2 separate regions of the Mus musculus genome follow, and region 2 is linked to region 1. Evidence: chromatin loops called from intact Hi-C (ENCODE). Cell type or tissue: heart. All regions are shown on one strand. Links, peaks and the distances in the headings refer to the core of each region. The heading gives the core; the rest is flanking DNA.

Evidence for each region. A loop is a pair of places that touch in the nucleus more often than their neighbours do. Peaks named below come from ENCODE experiments on the same cell type or tissue, not always from the same donor. Only the 100,000 strongest peaks of a DNase experiment are listed, where the experiment ranks them.
Region 2: it touches region 1 in a loop (4-fold over the local background); 33 of 42 quality-filtered maps call a loop at or near these places.

Annotation. Positions count from the first base shown.
Region 1 is chr15:36,162,622-36,174,326 of GRCm38, forward strand. It overlaps Fbxo43 (F-box protein 43), which reads right to left and starts at 2,240. Exons shown (of 5, transcript NM_001081253.2): 1 at 1,849-2,240; 2 at 1-548. The coding sequence starts at 438. It overlaps Polr2k (polymerase (RNA) II (DNA directed) polypeptide K), which reads left to right and starts at 11,389. Exons shown (of 4, transcript NM_023127.3): 1 at 11,389-11,460. Gm22979 (a small nuclear RNA gene) reads left to right here and starts at 7,175; the gene lies at 7,175-7,333. In heart, for the core only: a CTCF peak has its summit at 1,527; DNase peaks (open chromatin) are centred at 2,230 and 2,320; H3K4me3 peaks cover 896 bases; H3K27ac peaks cover 566 bases; H3K27me3 peaks cover 1,334 bases.
Region 2 is chr15:36,495,330-36,507,034 of GRCm38, forward strand. Snx31 (sorting nexin 31) reads right to left here. Exons shown (of 14, transcript NM_001347022.2): 14 at 8,733-10,144. The coding sequence ends at 10,052. Ankrd46 (ankyrin repeat domain 46) reads right to left here and starts at 1,462. Exons shown (of 5, transcript NM_175134.4): 1 at 1,398-1,462; 2 at 548-664. In heart, for the core only: CTCF peaks have their summits at 9,353 (motif pointing right), 10,331 (motif pointing left) and 10,531; no DNase peak of the experiment used is centred there; H3K27me3 peaks cover 301 bases.

The DNA of each region.
Region 1 (11,705 bases), core at 1-2,500:
GCTAAAGTTGTCTTCCTTTGGGAAACCTGAAGTGCTACCTGGCAAATGTTTTTCTAGGCTAACACCTTGGCTTATGTTACTTTCCAGAGATCTGCTTTGTGAATCAGAATCCCCCTTCAGAAGAGGGAAAGAAAAGTCTAGCCGCCTGCGTAATGTGCATTTTTTCCTTCTGAGTTTAGGAGTCTCACAAAGTTCTGGGCTTTTATCCTTTTCCTTCCTTAGGGACACAGACTTCATTATTTGACTGGGAGATACTGCAGAATTGGGGGAACCTAAACTTGGAGTTTCAGGATGCTCACAGGTTAGCATAGGCTCTTCTTCTTTCTTATTAAGGCTGCAAGATTCTGACAGCTCGTGATGGCCCCTATATTTAAAGGAGGATGTGGAACAAAAGTCTATGAGGCTGAGACCCTTGACAGTGACAGCAGAGGAGTCCATATTGCTTCCTGCTCTGTGGCTGGCTGAGTGCCTTTGGGATATCTTCAAGCTCTCTGTTTTTACCAAGTAGATACAAGTTTATTCTTCCTTTGTGATGTGCAGCCAAGCAACTTATAACAAAATATATAATTTGTGTTAAATATAGATAATAGGAAATTATGTGATTTTTTTCAAGTTACTTAAAAACAAATTTTCATAATAAACTGTCCTAAATGTCCTACTTAAAATACCACCTTGCTATAAACTGTATTATATTCTGATTACTTGACAACCATAGGCAAAGCACCAAGCACAAATATTTACTTGAACTATTCTTAACAAAAACATACCAGCCTTATTTTCAGATTATTTTGTTACTGTATGATTTTAGTTAGCAAGTGTATATTCGGTTGCAACATTCTAATGTCTCTGTGTTCAGTTATTTCCTTTCAAAGCTCACCAGGCGAGGCTGGGGCTGCGGCTCAGAGGTCAAGAGCTTTTGCACTGCTCTCACCAGATACCCAGGCTCGGTTCCCAGCTCACATCCTCATGTTCAATAGTGTCTCTATGTATGTCTCTATGGGCACTGTACTCATGCACATACACAGACATACATAATTAAAAATAAATCAGAAAAAAACCACTATGTTTTTTCTTTTTAACATTTATTTGTGGGTGACACACATGCAAACATAGCATGCCATAGAAGTCATTTCTCTCGTTCGGCCACATGGACTTAGACATGTATGGTATGTAAGTTAAATATGTAGTTTAAATATTACAAAATAACCTGCTACAAAAACCACAAGATCCGAGGCTCACTGCTATAAAGCAAAGTGATTTTTAAGCCTCTTCCGCTTTTGGGCAGTTTTGACTTCTGATCCCCTGTGCTTATGACTAACTTCTGCGCATGCCTGGTAGGACAAGATGATTAAGCTCTGCTTTCTACAAATTGCTCCAAATAGTAAGTTACAATGTTTCCTCTCATAAATCACTTTCTCCTGAAAAAATATTAATTCAATCAATTTGCGAAAGTTAGAGCATGTGCATTTACTGTATTGTATTGAATTTTATTCCATGTGAAATTTATTCTAAAAGTGACCTGTTCTGCCACTTCACCACTAGGTGCCTCACCAGCATAAGATTTGGGAAATGGAAGCTAAAAACCGTTGGGAATAAAGTAGGAGCCCTGATACACGCTCCCTACTTGGGAAAACCAGAGACTCTGTCGCTGCCTTCATCCTCATCTTGCTTATACACCAAAATGCCTGCTTCAAACTTTGAAAATTATTCATGCAACCACAGGCTGATGAATCAAACAAACCTTTTGATGGCAAAAAAAAAAAAAAGTTCTGATAAATCACTCAGAACTCCTATCTACAAAGACTTACGCAAAATAAAAAAAAATAAAAATAAAAAAAAAAGACTTACGCCCTATACAAGTCAGAAAACTGCTTCGTTAAACCGATGCTCTCATTAAAGTGGAATATCTTACCACCAGTCAACCTTGAGTTCTTAAGACATGTCAAAGTAAGGTAGGCTTCCAAACAACAAAGTCTGTCATCTTTGCCTTTAAAGTTCATGCCGAGGTACCACCACTTAAGAGAAAAACCTCAACAATTAACGGAGCCCGGAGCAGCGCCGGGACGGCTTCAGGAGGGGCAGCGGCTGGGAAGGTCAAGTCGCTCGGAATCTCTCCGCCCCGCAGCAGCCGCACTCTCCGGCCTCTCTCCAGCCAGTCTTGGACCTGGGGGAATCTCCCGACTAGAGACCAGAGATGCCCCCCCACCGGAGCTGCCGAGCCGTCTGCTGCGGGCGGGACTAACGGTCGTCACCCGGACGTGCGGGCGGGCGTGCGGGCGGGAGACGCCCCTGGGAGGAGGGCGGAGCGGCTGCGGGCCGGCGCACCTGGGCCGCGCCGCCCACCTGAGCCGGGAGCCTCGGCCGAGCCCGCCCCTGCCACCTTTCCCCGCCCAGGGCACCACCCTCCCCACCTTCCGTCTGAGCGCTCGCCCCGCCTCCCCGCCCTCATCCCTTCGCAGCTCCGCCCTGCTCCATCCAGCTCTCTGTTGGTCCCTGCATCACTGCGTGCGACCAGACTGGAGGGACGCATCGGTTAGAAAACCTGCAGTGCCAGGCATCATCCCTGGAAGTGTTTCGCCCGATGTACAAAGTCAAAGAATCCTATCAACAGCTTTGGATAGTAAAGGCGTAAATACAGCATAAGGACGGAGAGGTTGACTTCCTAACTATTTGATTTTGGGTTAAGAGAGTGGCAGTGGTCCCTGGGAGTCCACTTGAACTTGTTAGGTAGCCAAGACTGTCCTGGAACTCCTGATTTTCCTGCCTTCATCTTCCAATGGCTAGGATTACAGGAGTGCCCCAATAAACCCAGCAACACCCCCCAACTTTGGTTTTGGTTTTGTGTGTGTGTGTGTGTGTGTGTGTGTGTGTGTGTGTGTGTGTGTGTGTGTGTGTTTAAGACCGTGTCACATGAAGTCCAGGCTGGACTTGAACTCCCGATCCTCCTCATTCCACCTTCCAAGTTCTGGCGTGTGCCACCACACCTGGTTAATGATTTTTTTTAAAAATAGTTTATGATTTTGCCCTCGTTTCTACAGTGAACAAATATATAAATTTTGTGAATAGACAAAAAAGAAAAAAGTTGTGAGTCACACCTCTATAGTCTCTGCAGTCAGGAGGCAGAGGATCTCCATAGAGACCAGCCATGTCTACATACCAAGTTTCAGGTCAGCCTAAGCTACATAGCCACTGACCTGAAAAAAAAAAAAAAAAAACCAACAAAACAAAAGTTATGAATAAATGAGTGACTGTGTTTATTGGTTTCAGACATTCCTTTTTAGGGATCAGAAACAGCCAAGAACCTATCACACCAAATACATTTAAAGTCTTGGCTTTCATTCAGTGTTCCAAGAATGCACAGCCTGACCCCCATCGCCTGTCTAGCTGGTCTTCTCCGAGCAGAGACTCTTTTCTTCCTGGGACCACTGCAACAAGACATTCCACCTAGGCAGTGTTCAAAGTTTTATCTTCTCCAAATTGACACAGGTCTCAATCAGAACCTCAGCTGCCACCTTTAAGCTAGTAACAACCACTACCCTCTTCTCTGAGGATTCTCCTTAGCGTTGACAAATAGGCTTAAAATACCCAAACTCAAAAGTAAGCTCAAGCTACATGCTATTCATGCAAAGATGAACAGGGCACAGTTTCTTAATGAGGCTTGTTTATAAACAGGTGAGAGTGCCCTCACTCCCTAGGGCACTGGGCAGGTGCTAACCATTAAACCAGTTAGAATTTGACAGCTCAGCTGATAAGGGCACTTGCTACTCTTTCAAAGGACCTGAGTTTTGTTCCCAGCACCCTTACCACACTGCTTACAACTGCCCAGAACTGCAACTTTGGGAATTGACACCCTTTTCTGACCTCTGCAGGCACTCGCACACACATGGCATATATTCACAAAGATACACATTTAAAAATGTTTAAAACCACTGTGTTTGTGTAATCTCTGATAGTGAGCACTCCCCATGTTCATTTTCCTGTAGATAAAGATTCCTGAGGAGGTTGACTCCCTAGTTAGAAGCTACTGCACTCTTCCTTGCTGCCCTGATAGGCTGTCACATTCACGTCTTTACCAGCATCTACACAACCACCTCATCCAGTATCATTCCTAGGTTTATTTCCCCTGCACTTTTTGCTATCCCAAGCCTTAATGAACTCTCATTGACCCTCAAACCACTTCCATTTAAGCCAGGGGAGTAGTGCCCCCCAACCAGAGACCTAACAGAGACTCCTTTGACTGGATCTAAACGCGTAATACTGTGTTGGCATTACATACCCTTCCTCTGGCTATATGAGCAGGGTATTTGATTTTATTTGGTGGGATGCCTAGGAAACACTCTGTTACGATGCTCTCCTGCTCTTGTAATGGGAAAAAGCTCAATAAAAGTCCTCTTGTCTGCTTCTAACGTTTATTCATTTATTTATATATTTTTTAGATTCTTTGTGTGTGTGTGTGTGTGTGTGTGTGTGTGTGCGTGTGCGCTCTCGAGAGCATAGGACAGTCATAGTAAAACCCAACAGTGTCTGTTCTCTTTTGATTGTGTGGGTTTCAAAGACTAAGCTTGGCTTCTTAGGCCTGGTGACAAGCACCTGTACCTACTGAGCCATCTCACTCATCCCTTGCCTGCTTTGAGGAATGCAGCTGATAGGAGGAAATTGATATGCAGCAAGAAGCAGCAGAGATGGCCGAGCAGCTAAGCAGCATGGCAAGGTGGCTGACTGCTTGGCAGCTAGAGAAGGGTCAGCTGAAGATTTCCAGAGCACAGCAGGAGCAGGACAATATGAGTGGGAGGTAGAGACGGTGAGGAGAGGCTGGAAGGATACAGTAAGGCTGTGCAGGCCCTGGTGGCTGAAGAGTTCTAGAGAGCTGTCAAGATTGATTTATCTGAATCAATCAAAAGCAGATTTATTACTTAAAAAATAATCTTTATCCAAGAGTGGTGGTACATACCTTTAATCCAGGTATTTGGGAGGCAGAGGCAAACACAGATCTCTTGTGAATTTGAGGCCAGCCTGATCTACACAGTGAGTTCCAGGCCAGACATAGCTATATATTCAGAGTTCATATAGGTGGTGGTAATGATGATGCACCTGGATCCTGAGAATCGTAGCCCACCTTTGGGGGCTAAGGAGTCCAGACTTCCACATCCTACAACCAAGTCTAATATTTGTGGAGCTTATTGATGGCCATAGAGCAAAGCGTGAGGCTATGCAAGGCCTGTAGGAGAACTAACACTAGATGGCACCACTTGCTGCTCTTCCTGGTCTGCAGCTGTTGCTCAAATCTGCTCAGAAAGCAAAGCGGCAAAGGCCAGCCCTTGACAAGCTGGTCTGTCTTTGCTGCTTATAGTTTCTATCTGAGTAAGAAGATCCCAGCCATCCGACTGGTAACACTGGTACAGGACAGGGCAATACTGTAATGGAGTTCAACAGTGGAACAAAGGAACATCTAATCCACTAGAGGAGAGATACAGTGCTGACCTGTAAGCACCATAAGGTGAAGTGGATTTTGATGGGTGCGTAGCAATAGGAGGGCAGACAACAGGGAACCCTGAACTAAACATGCAAGGACAGGAAATGTTAGGCACATTAGAAAAGCTGTTAATCACTCGTTACAGACATTGTTGTCCCTACTCCTTTCCCCTGGGGCTCTCAGGGATCTGAGTGATGCTGATGGCCTGTTTCAGGGTGAGTGTGACAACCTGTTGAAGGAGTGAAGCTGCTGGGTCCTTGGGCTGCAGAGGATGAGATACCATCCCCCTCTAGCCACATCAACAAGTGACAGGGGCAGCAGAACAGATAAACTGAGAGCAGACAGGGATGCTGGACCCCAAAGCAAGGCCAACTGGGGTCTCTGGAATCAGTTAAAAAACACTTCCAAGGAAAAGGCCATGAGCAACAGCATCAACAAAGTCAAAGCTAAAGGAAAGACATGAAATATAAAAGACTGCATTTTATTGCCAGCCACACATAATGCCTTGTTTTTTTCTGATACTAAAGGAAATGATTACTGATCCTCCTTTAGTAGAATTTATCTGAATCAATCAAAAGCAGATTTATTACTTAAAAAATAATCTTTATCCAAGAGTGGTGGTACATACCTTTAATCCAGGTATTTGGGAGGCAGAGGCAAACACAGATCTCTTGTGAATTTGAGGCCAGCCTGATCTACACAGTGAGTTCCAGGCCAGACATAGCTATATATTCAGAGTTCATATAGGTGGTGGTAATGATGATGATGATGCACCTGGAAACCAGGGCACTGGCGGACAGGGCTGGTGAAAAAAAGTTCTTAAGAAGAAACAGATCAGTCTCAAGAGTTGTGGATGAATGAATGTTAAGACTGATATCTACCCATGGACAGTGCAGAGCATCTTAGAGAAAAGGATGTATAGGATGGAAAGAAGTAAGGGTGGTGGCATGGAGACCAGCAGAGAGCCACTGTGTTACTCTGCAGCAGAGAGAAGAGCTACTGTGTTACTAGGCAGTAGAGAGCCAGTCACGGTGTTACTGTGCAGCAGAGAGAAGAACTACTGTGTTACTGTGCAGCAGAGAAAAGAACTACTGTGTTACTGTGCAGTAGAGAGCCAGTCACTGTGTTACTGTGCAGTAAAGAGAGAGCCACTGTGTTACTCTGGAAGATAGCTAGGGGTAGTGAACAACCTGGACCAACATGCTCAGTTGGTAGGATCAGCAGCCAGGGTGGGGGCATGGGGTAAACAGAACTGTCTTTGGAGGAAATGTGGTGTTCATGTAAAGATAAGGAAGTACCTGTGTAACCTAAGGAGTCAATGAACTCCACTTGTTTGACACTCCCACCTACAATAAATGGTACTCTTCCTGTCTCTTCAAATAAGTCTCTGTTAAAGCCATTTCATCCTACCTTGGTCAGCAGTGACAATCCTCCCCTCTGCAGCATTTCCCCTGTATATGTTCTTCTCAAATTCAGTGTTATCTAGATGGGGATGAAGCTCGGTTGGTAGAGTGCCTAGCATGTGAAGTGTTGGGGTTAACATAAGCTTAGCATGGTGACAACACGGTTGCAATCTCAGCATCTGGGAAGTGGAGGCAAAGGGACCAGAAGTTTGAGGATATCAGCTAGATATATTTGAGGTCAGTTTAGGATGAATGAGCACCCCACCCAAATAAATATGGTGATACTTACCTGGCTGATCCTCTTACCTGGCAGAGGAGTTGCTATAATCATGGAGATAGTTTTCCCAGGGTGAGCCTCATCCTCTCCATTCCAGATGTGCTGACACCAGCAATTTCCCCAAATGTGAGAAACTAAACTGCACAATTCATGGTGGTGGGCGGCATTCAAACTTTCCTTTGAAATATAAAGAATGTAATTTACTTATTTTATTTCCCCACACCAATGTAAACAGGGAAGAGCATTTTGCATATGGCTAAAAATAATCACACAACTACTGTTTTGTCATGCTTTCAAATTTAAAGACATTTATTTTTCAGGAGGCATTTTATTAAACGTGAGGGGGGAAGCATGCCAGAAGCAGGCATGGTAGCTCTTTTATTTCCCAGAATGTAGGAGGTGGAGGCAGAAGGATGAGAAACACAAGGCCATTCTTGGATACATAGCAAGTTTTAAGGCAGTGCCCTTACCCACTGATCCATCTTGCTGGCCCTGTCTTTTGCTTATCTACCACAGTCTTTTGCTTCTTTGCTTCCTTTTCTTGGATCAAGCTCCCATGATAGAATTCTAAAATTTACTTGATTCCCATGAGGTCTAGTTTTCTTTGGGGGCCTTTTCAATAAACATAATGAATTTTCCTCAATGACTTTGACATCCAAGCTATTCGGAAATTATCAACAAGCATAAAAGAAATCCAGAGATTCAAGAAAAAATGGCAACTTGTTTCATCATAACCATCTTATAAAGGGGTAAAGGCCTCAGGATGGCATCAGCCTTCACTGGGAGAGCGATACAGTGATTTCTGCCATGTGGTGAATGCTCACAGAGTTAGCTCCATGTTATCTTTGATAATGGGGTATGTCGTATGGTGATTCTCCAGTTACTGCTAATAGAAAAGGGGTGGGCACTAGCACCAGCATGAACTCTTATAGAAATATTGACTCTTTACTGTGGCTAGGCATTACATCACCATCCTGTAGAGTCCCAGGGTACATTTATGATCTACATGTGATGATCCATTCTAACCTTCACACATGTTTTGGTTTTTTTTTTTAAGATTTATTTATTTATATGTAAGTACACTGTAGCTGTCTTCAGACACTCCAGAAAAGGGAGTCAGATCTTGTTACGGATGGTTGTGAGCCACTATGTGGTTGCTGGGATTTGAACTCTGGACCTTCGGAAGAGCAGCCTGGAAGAGCAGTCAGGTGCTCTTACCCATTGAGCCATCTCACCAGCCCCACACATGTTTTGTATTAGAAAGTTTGGTACTTGAACAGATTTAGAATCTAGCAAAAAGTTATGCTTAATGGTATATACTTGTTAGCACTTGGAGACAGGAGGATCTGTGAATTCCAGGCTAGCCTAGGCTACATAGTAAGACTTAAAGAACTCAAGAAGGTGGACCTCAGAAAATCAAATAACCCCCTTAAAAAATGGGGCTCAGAACTGAACAAAGAATTCTCACCTGAGGAATACCGAATGGCAGAGAAGCACCTGAAAAAATGTTCAACATCCTTAATCATCAGGGAAATGCAAATCAAAACAACCCTGAGATTCCACCTCACACCAGTCAGAATGGCTAAGATCAAAAATTCAGGTGACAGCAGATGCTGGCGAGGATGTGGAGAAAGAGGAACACTCCTCCATTGTTGGTGGGATTGCAGGCTTGTACAACCACTCTGGAAATCAGTCTGGCGGTTCCTCAGAAAATTGGACATAGTACTACCGGAGGATCCAGCAATACCTCTCCTGGGCATATATCCAGAAGAAGCCCCAACTGGTAAGAAGGACACATGCTCCACTATGTTCATAGCAGCCTTATTTATAATAGCCAGAAACTGGAAAGAACCCAGATGCCCCTCAACAGAGGAATGGATACAGAAAATGTGGTACATCTACACAATGGAGTACTACTCAGCTATTAAAAAGAATGAATTTATGAAATTCCTAGCCAAATGGATGGACCTGGAGAGCATCATCCTGAGTGAGGTAACACAATCACAAAGGAACTCACACAATATGTACTCACTGATAAGTGGATACTAGCCCAAAACCTAGGATACCCACGATATAAGATACAATTCCCTAAACACATGAAACTCAAGAAAAATGAAGACTGAAGTGTGGACACTATGCCCCTCCTTAGAAGTGGGAACAAAACACCCATGGAAGGAGTTACAGAAACAAAGTATGGAGCTGAGATGAAAGGATGGACCATGTAGAGACTGCCATATCCAGGGATCCACCCCATAATCAGCTTCCAAATGCTGACACCATTGCATACACTAGCAAGATTTTACTGAAAGGACCCAGATGTAGCTGTCTCTTGTGAGACTATGCCGGGGCCTAGCAAACACAGAAGTGGATGCTCACAGTCAGCTAATGGATGGATCACAGGGCTCCCAATGGAGGAGCTAGAGAAAGTACCCAAGGAGCTAAAGGGATCTTCAACCCTATAGGTGGAACAACATTATGAACTAACCAGTACCCCTGAGCTCTTGACTCTAGCTGCATATGTATCAAAAGATGGCCTAGTCGGCCATCACTGGAAAGAGAGGCCCATTGGACACGCAGACTTTGTGTGCCCCGGTACAGGGGAACGCCAGGGCCAAAGGGGGGGAGTGGGTGGGTAGGGGAGTGGGGGTGGGTGGGTAAGGGGGTCTTTTGGTATAGCATTGGAAATGTAAATGAGCTAAATACCTAATAAAAAATGGAAAAAAAAAAAAAAGAAAAAACAAAAAACAAAAAGCAAGAGCTTGAGAGGCAGCTCAGCATTTAAGAGCACTTGCTGTTCTTGCAGAGGACAGGTTCAGTTTTCAACATCTAGGTATGACAGCTTATAACAGTCTGTAGTTCCAGTTTGGGAGGGGGGGTCCAACTATCTCTTCTGATCTCAACTGGCATCCACACATAACTCAAATCACAGTAAATCTTCAAATCTGCTTGCAGTATGAAGTCCTCTTACAATACCCATGGGCTTAACCTAGTGTCATTGTACAGATGTTTAGTGTGCACACTTGTTTTCCTCTTCCTGCTTGTTGAGGAGAAGGGGTACTTTGAAACATGGCTGCTGGTCAAAATATGCTGTTAGTCTGGATGTAGAGGAAGAAGCTGGAAAGTACTGTTTTTCTGATTTCCTTCTGAAAGAAATTATCACTGTGAGCTCATGCATGCTAAACAAGCATTTTATTACTGCTTAAGTAATAAATTACTGCTTATTAAGCCAGCAATTCTAAAAAAACAAATTTAATTGTCATCTAGGAAGACTGGAATTTCTCAAGATGGTCTGTGAATATCAAAGGTTTGAACTAGAAATGAAAGACAAAGCTCAAAGTTCTTCTTGATGGATGGAGAATGGAGAGTAGTTTACTAAGTTACCAGAGTGCCCACTGGGAGAGAAGCCATCTCTTTAATAGTTAACAACTGTTTTTACTTGAATCCCTTCAGGTTATCCATCCTATTATTAAAATAAACGACTGGTGTGAAATAATTGAATGTAAACGTCCTGAACCCAACAGATGTGTTTTACTGAGTTCCAATTTTGATGTGTGAGAACACACACCTGTACTCTACTGAACTGGTCAAACACAGGAAGGAGAGTACTAAGAGAAAAGCTAAAGCCACCAACTAGTCGAAGTAATTGATGGAGCTGCCGTAAGAAAGCCTTGGCTTCAAAAAGGGAGGGAGATGGCAGGCGTTGTGATTTGCGCGATTAATCTCAGCATTGAGGCGGCGAAGACAGAGGATTGTACGGGTTTAAGAGCAGTCTCAGCCTGGGCTTCCCCTTTCCCTCTCTTTCCACTCCCCAACATAAAAAAGAGAGGTGACAGGAAACTAGGAGAGAACTGGAAATTGAAAACAAACAAACAAGCAAACAAAAAACCCACACGGGCATTGAACAATTTGAAAACCGCCATGTGCGAAGTGTCAAATCGTGAAGTATTGGTAGGGTAGCCTGCTGGTGTTCGCCTAAGCATCGGGTCGGTTAAGACTCCAGCATTGCCTGTCTTGGGTTCCTCCTGTATCTGCCATTACACAAGCACAAACCTTCGAATGCCGAGCTGTGGAGATGTTTTGCTACCCCAGAGAGAAGGGCAAATAAAAACAAAACAAAACCCCACAGGAAGCAGGTAGGAGAAAAACGCTGTAACCTGCCTCAGAAACAGAAGCGCCAGTCCCCCCGCACTGCGAGGGAGAGGGGGCGGGGCTTCGTTTCGTCATAAATCGGCGCCGGAAGTTGGCGAGGCAGCGCCGGAAAAAGCTTTTGCGTGCTCAGAGAAGGGACGCTTCTTCCAGCTGTGGAGGTAGGGAGTCTCCGGCTGATGATTTTGGAAGTAAATTTGTGGCAAAACCAGGAGAGACACTTGGCTTTAAAATCTTTGTGGGCAGCCGGGAGAGGTAGCACACTCCTGCCATTTGAGCGCTTGGAAGCAGAGGTAGGAGAATTCCGCCTTCAACCAGCGCCTTGACTTTGAGCCTGGCTTAGGTTACAAAGTGAAGACTCTCAAAGTCTTTTCAAAGAACCAAGCGCGTAAATAAAGATCCCCGG
Region 2 (11,705 bases), core at 9,206-11,705, 340 kb after region 1:
AATAGTAAAGGAACTTAGTTAGACTCTAACGCCCCAGTCTCTGGGACTGGGAAATCACATCCCCAGTCTCACAGTGCAAACCCTTGATCCTGCAGTCACTAGCTCAGTTTGCTTACAGGTTGTGCTGTGTATCCTTCGTTCCTCACCACGTAGCAGTTCTCTCCCACGTCTCTCTGGTATCCTGTGAGACACTAGCTTCTTGTAGGAGTCGGGGAATCTTTCTGCTTGGCAGAATGCTATGTGTGCAAGGTACACTCACTAGAACTGCTGTGAAAATACAACTAACCAACACACAGCTAATGTGGATAGACAATCACAGACGCACTCCTCCATCAAATCAACCTATGCTGAAACAGTAAGAATCCAGGACATTTAACTTTATTATCACTACAAGGCTTAAAGAACAAATGCATTTCTCATTAAACTCCCTTGAAACTAAAAGGACAGTGGCACAGGCTCTTGCATACTCCATAAGCATAAGTCTAAGAGAAACCAGTTCAGGCTACGAATTCTATCAATAAACAAAAATCTTAAGGAACACTACTACCTTTGCAAGGTAAAGGGATGCTGGCGTGAAGTCTTGGGCGTCTCCGGTCCCACTTAGTCTGCCAACTGTCTGGGCTTGGACAGGTTGACTTAAGACTCTGTGCCTCAGCTTCTTTATCTGCAAATCAGAGATGGTACTTGTCAGGGTTGTTGCAAAGATTTTAAAAAGGACCATTAGGCACAATATCTGACATGAAGATAGCCAGCTGTTACTGTAACATGAAAAATCACCACACCACTGATGGCACCTTGGGAAGCGCCTAAGTACTAATGCCACGTTCTGAAGAGTGGGCAGTGTTATTTACTCTTCAATAACACACACTTATTACATTCCGCAGCCAATTCTAGAGTCTGTGGAACGCTGTTAAAATAAATGTCTTCTCCCTAAGACGGTTGTTGGGAAATCCGGAGAGGAAGCAACTGCGTTTTAACGACGCGTGTCAAGTGTGAAAGTTCATGATCACCTGAGGCCTAAGCGCAAAGTGTGCAAATCTTTTCTCTCCGCGGATACCCTGGGCAGTGTGACAGTCCGGACAGATCACACGCACCTCCACAGCGCCCACGCACGCCCGGGCTTCGGTCTCCTCGTGAACCGCTAAGGTGTTGACAATTCCTAGCTATGCTTTGAATCCCTGCCTGGGAAGGACGCCGCCATCGGGCTGGGGCGTGGGCTGCCTGAGACCCGCGAATACCCGCGGGCATCATCCGCGCAAGCTCCCAGGCCTGACCCGGGCCCTCCTGCCAGCATCGCCCGCGCGGAAGCCGCTCGGACCCGCGCCGGGCTCCACGGCCCTCAGAGGAGCTGTCACCGGCTCCCGCCCAGCTGCTGCCCACGGCCCCGGCCCTGGTACCTGCGCCCGCGGCAGCAGTGATGGCAGCAGCTCCTCCTCTCCAGCGGCGACAGGCGGGGCGCGGACGACCACAGAGGTGGAGCTCGCGAGGGCAGAGCGGCCTCGCACCCCGCGGCGGCGCGCCCCCTGCAGGCGGGAGGCTCTCATGGCGGTTCGGCCTCTAGCCAGCATCGCGCACATTCACCCCTTTTAAAAAACATACATCCCATTCCCTCAACTAAGTAGAAATTTAAAAGGCAGAAACAAATATATTAAGTGCCACGCGCATTAATTTATTAGTTTAGGGCTGCAGGGGAGGTGTTTAAAATCTGAATCCACAAGTTAGCAAATAATGGCTGACAAGTCTACTCTAAGCTATAATCCTGCCGAGTTATTATTCAGAGTGAATGCTTACACCCACTTATAAGGGTTCCTTGACTTATCATGACATGTGAAAATGATGATACACCCATATATGGAACATTCTTTCACAGAGCTTCTCTCTCTCTCTCTATCTCTCTCTCTCTCTCTCAACTCCAGTCATATAGCCAAGGTGACTTCTTTTAAACACTGTTCTACAAATTCTAGTATCATCCAACCCACCAGATGACCCTGTAGGGTGTTGTCTGTTCAAGAATTACATCTAAGTCGTCCTCCCGCCCCCAGCCCCCGGCAATGTCAAATAGATGTATAGGAGTATTGCCTGGCTTAAGGAAACCTCATATTCCTTTCATTTAAGGATTATAAGAAGGCTGGAGAGATAGCTCAGTTGGTAAAGGACCTGCATTGCAAGCATAAGGTCCTGAAGTCACCCCAGAACCCACATAAAAAGCCAAGCATGCTGGCATGTGGTAATCCAAGTTCTGGCTAGTAGGAGATAGCTGGGTCTCAGTGGTCCCCCTGACCAGTCTGCCAGCCTGGGCTATTCATGGGCTTTAATGAGAGTCCTCTCAAAAAAAAATCAAGATGATTGGCTCTTAAGGTATGTCACCTGAGGCTGACCTCTGGTCTCCATGTGCAAGTGCATGTTAAGTGTTTGCACACTCATGTTTGTGAATGCATGGGCCTGTGCACATATACACACACAGGCCACACACCAGGGCAGGGTGAGCTCAGCCATCCCCAGGGCTGCCAATCATCTTTAGCTATTTAACATTTACTTGTGCAGTGACTGACTATAAATATTCTGTAAATTGGGGATACATTAATCAATTTGTCAGTGGCTAAGTCCATAATATCTTCATATATGCCCATGCACTGTGCCAAATCATTGGGTAATTTAAATGATAATTCTATTCTTACAATTTATTCTTCCCCGGTTGGTGTATCAAACAACTTGAGAGTTTATTGATTGTATTCTAATTTATCTTTTCTTCTTCACGAATTATGGCTTCTGATCAATGGGGAAAATGTAAGGACTGTGAAGGCAGCTTTTTTTCTTCCTCTGAGGAGATTAAGGAAATGGACTGTGAGTTGCCTGTGCTCTCTGAATCCTTGTCCCCATGTCTGCGGACTTGACACAGTGAAGACTGAACATCTTCATAGATGATACTTTTATATCCCAGCAATATCTTGATACTTAATGGGAGTGACCATAAATCAAAGATTATATTTAGTCATTTTACATGCCAGGAAGGCGCACAGTGTTATCACCCTGCTAAAATCCAAGTGCTACATTGCTTTTCGAGGCTCTTCAGAAACTCCCTACCTTACTCAGCTTCTAAAGCCACCTCTGTCCCCCTGCTGTGGCCATTCCTCCATTCGATGCCTTTTCTCTTCCCTGGATTTCGCCTCCATGCCAGAATCTTCTCAGACTTTCTCTCACATCTTATCACACTCCTGTGCTTTGTGGGAGACTCTTAGATGCTCTAGAATGATCTCCTCATCTCAGGACCCTCGTTTGGATGATCACTCTCGAAAAGTCCCCTTTCCCTGGAGTGACACTATCTACATGGCGTCTAGAGTCACCCAGGAGGTGCCCTGGGTGGGCCTGGAGAGCATTATCTTGGTTACATTAACTGAACTAGGAAGACCCATCCTTTTCGGGCAACACCATTCCCTGGCTGTGACCTTGGCCTGTGTCCACAGAGAAGGGAACTGAGCAGAAGCAGGCACCCGTTGCTGTCCACTTCCTGACTGTGGATGCACTCTGACCAGCTGTCTCAAGCGTTTATGGCCACAGCTTCTCTGAAGAGATGGACTGTGCCCTGAACTATGAGCCAAAACTAAGCTTTTCATTCCACAAGCTTTCTTTGTCACCTTTCTTTATCACAGAAACAGAGAAAGAAACTAAGACACTACGCAGAGCTGCATGTGTGTAGGTTCTGGAGACTGTGGGGAAGCGGACATTTAAAGGCTGCCATCTGTGTCTGATCTTAGACTTTAATCAGGAAAACGTCCCTCTGTGTATTCGTCACCACAGATACATTTGGTTGCAAGTTCCAACTGGGATAAGATAATGGAATAAAGGAGCCTTTTCCATTGAGGAAAAGACAGCAGTGATGTGTTTGGATAAATGTTTATTCTGAGACTCCATATTTATTCTTCGGAGTTAGAGGGCACCACGTGTATGGCTCCTGTGGTGATAGCGAAGGATCGATCTGTGTTACAGAGTCCCACGTTTACCCTTGAATTCTCAGCACCTCCACAAGAGGATGGGCACGTGGGCTGCATTGGGGATTATTTGCTTAGTGGGTCTCCACCGAGTGGCACAGTGGAATCACCCCAGGAACTTTAAAATCACCTGCGCCCAGTCAAGACCGATTCAAAGTTGTACAAGAGCGGAGTGTGGGCGGCTGTGTTTCTGCTGCTCCAGGAATCCGAATGTGTAACAGGGCTGGGTGGAGAAGGCCGAGTTAGATCCAAGCAAGGCGAGGACAGAAGATTGCTCAGAGCAGGAAATGAAAGTCTAGGTTGTGCTGATTAAGCCTTCCTACATGGTCTCAGAAAATGCAGAAGACTTTTAAAAATACAAATGGGGACCCTAGTCTGAAGAATACAATCCTCTAGTCAGAACCAGTTCTCTGTGCAGAAAGAGATGTGTTCAGAATGCTGAAGTGTTTTTTAAAAAACACTCAGGACTTGTAAAGAAAGAGGTCCCTCCTAATGCAGGGTTAACAGTGCATGCCTTTAATCCCAGCTCTCAGGAGGCAAAGGCTGAAGGGCCTCTGTGAGTTTGATGCCAGCCTGGTCTACAGAGTTGTATGACAGCCAAGGCTACATGAAGAGACCCTGCAGTCGTGTTCCAGGTCTTTTTTTGTTTGTTTCTTGTAGTACTATATATTGACCAGGAGAGGGCGATATGCTCCTGAAAAGCGTGGCTCCCACAAGTCTCAGGTCTGGTAACTAACAGTGAAATAGGTGCAAAGGTCCCTGGGTTCTCAGACAGAACCACAGACTGAGCTGACCGAACGCCATACTATAGCATGTATTCATTGGCACTAGGCTGGATCAATCTCCATCCCCTAACAGTCTGAAACACTTAAACCCATATAAATATATGTGCCAGGCAACATCAGTTTTCTTTTTCAAAACTGAGGAAAAATTCAAAGCCAAGAACTAACACAAGAACATTTTCTTCCAAGAACCAACACAACTAGAAAGTGTCGCAAGCCAAACTTTCAAAATAAGAGTTCTTTTCCTTGTTAATTACAAAATAAACATCTTGCAACTTGATTTTGTGTGTGTGTGTGTGTGTGTGTGTGTGTGTGTGTGTGTGTTTGTTTGTTTTAATTAAGAACGATGAAGCCGAAAGCCTGGAAAGGAGATGGTTGTTTTTCTTTGCCATGCCAGAAGCACCGAGAGCCACCCAAAGCCATCCCGGCTTTCACTCAGAGGAAATGAGCACTCCACAGAAACACAGATAGTGTCCAGCAGTAATTTCCTTCCCTCCCACAGTTGCTCAACAGCCAACACCCTGCAAACCCTGCTCAGGGGACTGTGCTGCCAGGCTGTGGGAGTGCAGAACTACTGTGCGTGTTGATCAGATAAAGGGTTTGTTCTGGGAGCTGCCTTATGCAACTGTACCAGCTGCTCAGGGATGGTTTAGAAAGGAGTGTTGGAGGATCAATAACCAACAACTGGCTGCCAAAAGTTCTTTTGCCACCAAACCTGCTGGCCTGAGTTTATTCCCCGATGCTTGTTAAGTCTGGGCACAGAAAAAGCTAAAGATTCCCACTGGTCCCCCAAAGCCTGGGGACGTCTGCTCAGTGAGCAGCTCAGAACATTCCAGTCCTCTAGGTTGTCAGAGGGCTCACTTCAGCCTAAGTGTGAAGCTGAGCTCAGCGCAGGGACTCCAACAGAACTGAAGATTTACTGCATAGCAGCCTTAACTCTCCCCATAATCTCAACACACACTCCCAGTGACCGTTACACAGAAGCAAAGGCATTCTTTAGTCCTGCCTGAGCTGGCCTCTGCCATGCAGTCCTTTCAAAACGCTGGTCCTCTGCTACATTTCCACTTTTATAATACTGTGACCTCACTGACAGGGTGAAGCCGAGGTCTGTTCACCTGAGAGTCAGAAGGGAAGGCTTTTTCTGCACAAACAGACTGAGACGTCCTCAAAACCCATGTTCCTGACCAGGAAGAATGGAACCTCTGACTGGTTTGTAGGGGGAGATGGGGCAAGCCTGAGAGGCAACTCTGAGCCTATATATTTGTTGCTCCAACCTGTTGCTCACATCCAAAATGTGACCCTTAACAGTGACTGCAGATTTTTTTAAGAACCCCAAAGATGTACCCTGGGTACATCCTCTAGCTCACAAGGAAGGATTAAGAAATAGGAAAAGAAAAAAAAAAAAAAAAAAAAAAAAAAGCTTGGTTTTGTTGTATCGTCCCCAAATCCACATGTTGAAATTCAGTCACCAGTGTGATGATATCAAAAGGTCAGGCATTTAGGGAATGATCAAGTTACGGAGGCAGAGGCCCCTGGATTAAATGGTTACCTTGCAGAAGAACTTAAGGGGCAAGTTCCTTCCTTCCTGCAGGCCGCATCCAGCAGTGTGCAGATGGGGAACAGAGAACATCCTGAACTAGATGGTACCAGTCCTCCCAGCCTCCAGATCTGTGAGAAAGATATGTGTGTGTTCCTTTGTTTGTTTTGTAAATTATTCTGCCTCAGGGATTTTCTTATATTAAAGAGAAACTTCTTAGCAAAGTACAATTGTACCTCAATAAATGTTGGGGCACATATGAGACTCAAAAGTACATTTGTGGAATAACTGGTCATAGTTTTTCTAAGTCACTGCAACACAGTTTAATCCTGTGTGGCAGGCAGCACAGAATACCTTTGCCCTGACACTTTTTTGGCTTGCAAGGACAGGAACGAGGTTATCCCAGAAGGACAGGCACTCTCCACTGTGTCTCCCATAGCCAATCTCTGCCAGCCTGGTTGGCACTGCACACACTGCTCCTAAGGCGGGGAATAACTAAAAAGCAGCCAGGAAAGTCCAGCTGCCCCCGCACTGAGGTTTGTATGGGTGTCTTCCATTTTTGTAAGGTAGGATCCTTCACTTCAGGGCTTTCTCACCAAAGCTTGAAACCTGTCTGGTTTTCCACAAATTTAGATCATAAGTTTTCTTAAACTAACTTTGGGGATGATCTTAACTTCATCTCTAACTGGAATGAGTAACATAAAATTTGCCTAATTGCTCACAAGAGGATGCTCCCAGGCTGTGAGTTCCTGGAGCTCACTAGTCGGACGGGACCACAGTGCGGCAGTGGGAGATGCATGGGAGATGCCCACCTCGCAAACAATGCATCCCCTGCCTCCTCCACAAGAGTCCACGGCTCAGACAATGGCTGGCTACAGGTAATCAGCTTCCCTTTCCTTCTACTCCAATTATGCCTTTGAGAAATTTCAAATTCAAGTTTACTTATGGTAGTTATTTTGGAATGTAGACCGCAGTTTTAAAGAGCACAGCTGGGTGTGGTGGTACACACGTAGAGTTTCAGCGCTGAGAGGCAGAGGCAGGTGGACATCTGTGAGCACAAGGCCAGAATGATCTGTACAGCGAGTTCCAGGTCAGTCCAGGCTACATAGAGAGATGCAGTCTAAAATTAAAATAACAACAGCAGCAGCAACAACAACAACAAAACAACAACAACAAACAACAACCACCCTAGCTCTAGTTCTATGGGATAATGTTGGAATGTAGTTATGTCAGGAGAAAGTACAGCTGACTGATAGGAACCTTTTTTGACAGGTACAACTAGCCCTCAGGATCCATGAAGCCTAAAACCCACAGACGGTCACATCCTTTGTGGAGATCACATGCCATTGCATGAAACCTTCACGTAGCATCCCATACATTAAACCCCCTCTGGGTCACACAGGATACCCAATACAAAGCAAGCCCAACTGAAAAGCCCACTGCACTGTATTTAGGGAACAGTGCTGAAAAAGCGAAGTCCGTACCTGCTCAGGACCTGTTCAGCCTCGGTGGATGAAGGTGGAAGGGCAGCAGAATCCGCACAGTATGTAAATCCAGACTGCATGAAAGGACAGCGGGCGTATGCCCGGCATGCCCAAAGCCACAGGGCACCCCTTGAGAGCTGCTTGCAGCCTACCTTATAAAGACTGTGCACTGACTGGTGACTTCTCCAGGGCTGAGGTGGCCCTGTGGTGGCAGGGAGTCTCCATAGAGTTGAGATGTTAGTTCCAGGACCTGTGGGGGCTCATAGCACTCCGGCCTGCAGCAGGGCTGGCCACCCCAGCAGGTGAGATTCAGGCTCACCAGCTGATAACCACTAGGTTGATTCTGAAGTAAGTCAAACTTCCAAACTCCGAGATGCTGGGGATTTGATCCTTCTAGCTTTGTCCTCCTCAGTAAGGGGCGAGTGCTGCATGCAGATAAGCATGGGGACTCAGGGAGGAAACTGCAGACAAAGGCTCTATTAACTGCTGGGAAGTTGCCGCCTGGTGTGGCACACACTATTTTCTTTTATCCTGTATGGACTCCCGTAATTTTAACTTAAAATTATAAGTGCTTTGTTTTGGACAGGGACTTGCTGTGTAGCCCAGGCTGGCCTTGAACTTGTGGCCTTCCTGCCTCAGCCTCCTGAGTGCTGAAGTTTCAGACAAGCACCACACACCTAGCCTTAACCTGAAGCTCCGGGGAGAGCGGCTTGGCTCACTTCCTAAGCACCATTCTCTTCCCCATCGCGGATGGTCCTTCCCTATTGCTAGTGGGTCCCCTCCCCCGCCCGCTCTCTACTCTAACTTCGGGGTCTCTCTTCTTGGAGCCTACCTGATGGCTCACAACTGTCCTCGGTGCACGGCTCAACTTTTCCTTTTGACATCAATTACACATTCTCTGAGCTGACTTACCCTCATACATCAAATTGAAACACAAAATGGGCATCAGATTTTTTTTTAATCTACAAAAGCTGCAGTCACATACTGTTCAACCTTCTGATCTCAATACAGAGTCTGGGTTCCTGCTGTCTGAGACGGCCCCTGTGCTGTGCTATCAGGGTTAGATGGACCCTCACTAGTCTTAAGTCGGTGTGACAGTTGATAAGCTTCCATTAACTCTGATGGTGACGCCAGCATACTGACCTGGGTGACACAGATATCTCTGCAGAGATCCTACGACAGCCTAAAACTCAAACTCATAGGCATTGATTTATAGATATTAGAGGACTCGTAGATTCCACATTTCAAAAGATGCACAAATTTTCACTAGCAAACTCTGTATTCATCGGATTTTATATTTATTTCATAATTAGCTAACTCAGAAAAGAACATTAGTTATTTTTGCATATTTATCTTCCCCTCTCTATTTTGCTCTTAATTCCATATCTAATTACGTTAGTATGGTACACCTGAAGCTGTTTAAGGAAAACTATTGTGGAAAAAAAAATACACATTTGTAAAGCTAAGAGATTTGCTACGAGTGCAGGACTATTGATTTCCAAAAGAAAAATATTCAAATTGGCGAGATGATTATTGGTCAGAATTCAATTTTATTTATTTTTATTATGTGTATGTGTGGGTGCCAGAGGAGGCCAGAAGAGGGCACTGGGTCCTCTGGAGCTGGAGTTACAGCTGGTTGTTAAGTACCATGTGGGTTAAGGGAATTTAGTCCTCTGCAAAAGTAGCAAGTGCTCTTAACCACTGAGCCGTTTCTCCAGCCCAGAGCCCAGTCTTCTAATAGTGGAACAGAACCATACAGTGAGGGACGCAGGCCAGGGCAGCCCGGGACTTTGTGGTCATCGTTTTAGTAGACTAAGGAGTGAGTAAAGGTGGGGATTGGAATTTTAGCTCCTTTTGCTCTCTGGATAGGTCAAAGAAGCCATACTTTCCCAATCTGGTGAATCTACTTTGGTGCCAAACATATTCCTATAATTTAGAACAAGCTTTTTATCCCTGCAATACGAGAACATACAAAGGGCTTCATGGAGCCAGGTACATCTATCTTAGAGGGAAGATAGAACAAACCTCCCATTGGTTGATTTGAACCTGCCCACCTGCCACTTAAGTCAGCTCTATAGCGTTGGTTCCTACACCATGTTAGCCCTGAGAGTTATGGAGTGCTGAAGTTAGACTGATCAGCACAGGAGACTGCAATGTCAAAGAAAGAGAGAAGTGGATAAATGCCTGGATGGTGGGAAGCCCACCTCCCACACCCACGCGCTGGCACTGTCTTAAGACAGCCGTAGAGATGAGATTCCTTCAGAGACCTTCTTCCATCAGGGTATCCCAAACATAGTCACCTTCGGATCTCTTCATCTTGCCTTTTCTCAGAAAATTAAAATAGACTTTCTGCTGAAAAATAAATAGGTAGAAATGTAAACTAGAGGGAGAAACTTCCACAGTAACAACAAGAAAATGCTCAAGGAGTTTGAAATACTATCAAAAGAGAAGCAAAAGGTTATATCTGTTTAAGCAAGGATGACTTTAAAAGGCACTTTTATCCTGCACTGGGGGAGGTGCCCTTCTGGGGAGACTGAGGACAGCACCCCCTGCAGGCTTGCTCAGGAAGCTCTCTAGGCTCTGGGGTGCCGCCCAGGCTACATTAACTAACTCCTGCCTGCCTTGTTCCTCACTATCCTTTCACAGTCCTGTGAATTTCAGTTCTTCACTTCATTTTCTTGTGCACAGAAACACAAACTTTTTAAAGTATCGTGTAAAGCATCTTAAGACGGTATCTGCCTTCAGGACTTAATGAGCTCTCAAAGCGTTATTTTACAAGTCAGCATCTCTCACAAGTCTCTGGGATACCTGGAGGGTCTGACTCCCCAGTGCTGGGATCCTGTGTGCACGCTCCCACTCCCAGCCTTCACACAGACCTCAGATTTGCACCGCGAGTGCTTATGGACTAAGCTAACCCCTCAGCTCCAGCTGAACCGGACTCTGCGGTGAGCCAGCCATCACTGGCTTTCAGAATTCTCCAGAAGGTTGATGCTGATGTGCAGCCAAGGCTGAGATCCTAGAGGCTGGCTATCAGCATGCTGTGCAAATGCATGAACACTGGGTTGATAATCACCTACCTTTGCAGATAAAGAAACTAAAAGCACGCACTGAGTCTCTCTACGGCGTTTGTGATAAAGCTGACTTTCAAGGTTCTCACCCCAGTTCTGCTACACCTGGCCTTACGGTAAATACCAAGAATCAGCCTTGTCGGCCACACTCGAGGATTACCTAGCACACACTTAGGGTTTGGGTCTGTCTGAAAAGAGCAGGCATGACAGGTTAGCTATTATGAAAGAGGAAGTTTGTGTATAAAGATTTAATTCTTTATTTATTGTTAGTGTATGTGTGCGTGCAGGCCGCCAGATGCACATGTGGAAGTCGAGGGACAATTCTGGGGAGTCAGTTCTCTGCTTCCACCACGTTTCTCCCTCTTTGTGTGCTCCGGGCAGGGTGGCCCTCAGGTTTCCGGGCAGTTCTCCAGTCTCTGCCTCCTATCTCACGGTGAATGCTGGGGCCACTACAGCAGCTTTTCCCTGCAATCACTGGCTTGAGCCATCTTTCTGCCTCCTATAGCTGGCCTAGTTGTTTATTATTGCTATTCTTGTTACTGCTGTTATTATTAATAATTTCTCTATGTGTGCACACAAGTGGAAGTCAAAGGACAGCTTTCACCCATCAGTTTTCTCCTTCAACTGTGGGACCCAGGGATTGAACCCAGGGTGCGAGGCTAAAGCAGCAGGCACTCTTAACTGGGACCACCTCACCACCAGCACCGTGCTGTTTCCTGAGCTCATTTATTAAAGAAAAGCATCTTCTCTATTTAACCTATTTTAAGGGTCTCTTTCTGTATAGGCACATGTATACATCCACCAGACCCTGTACCAGGTGCAGGCTCAATAGCAATCCCATTACA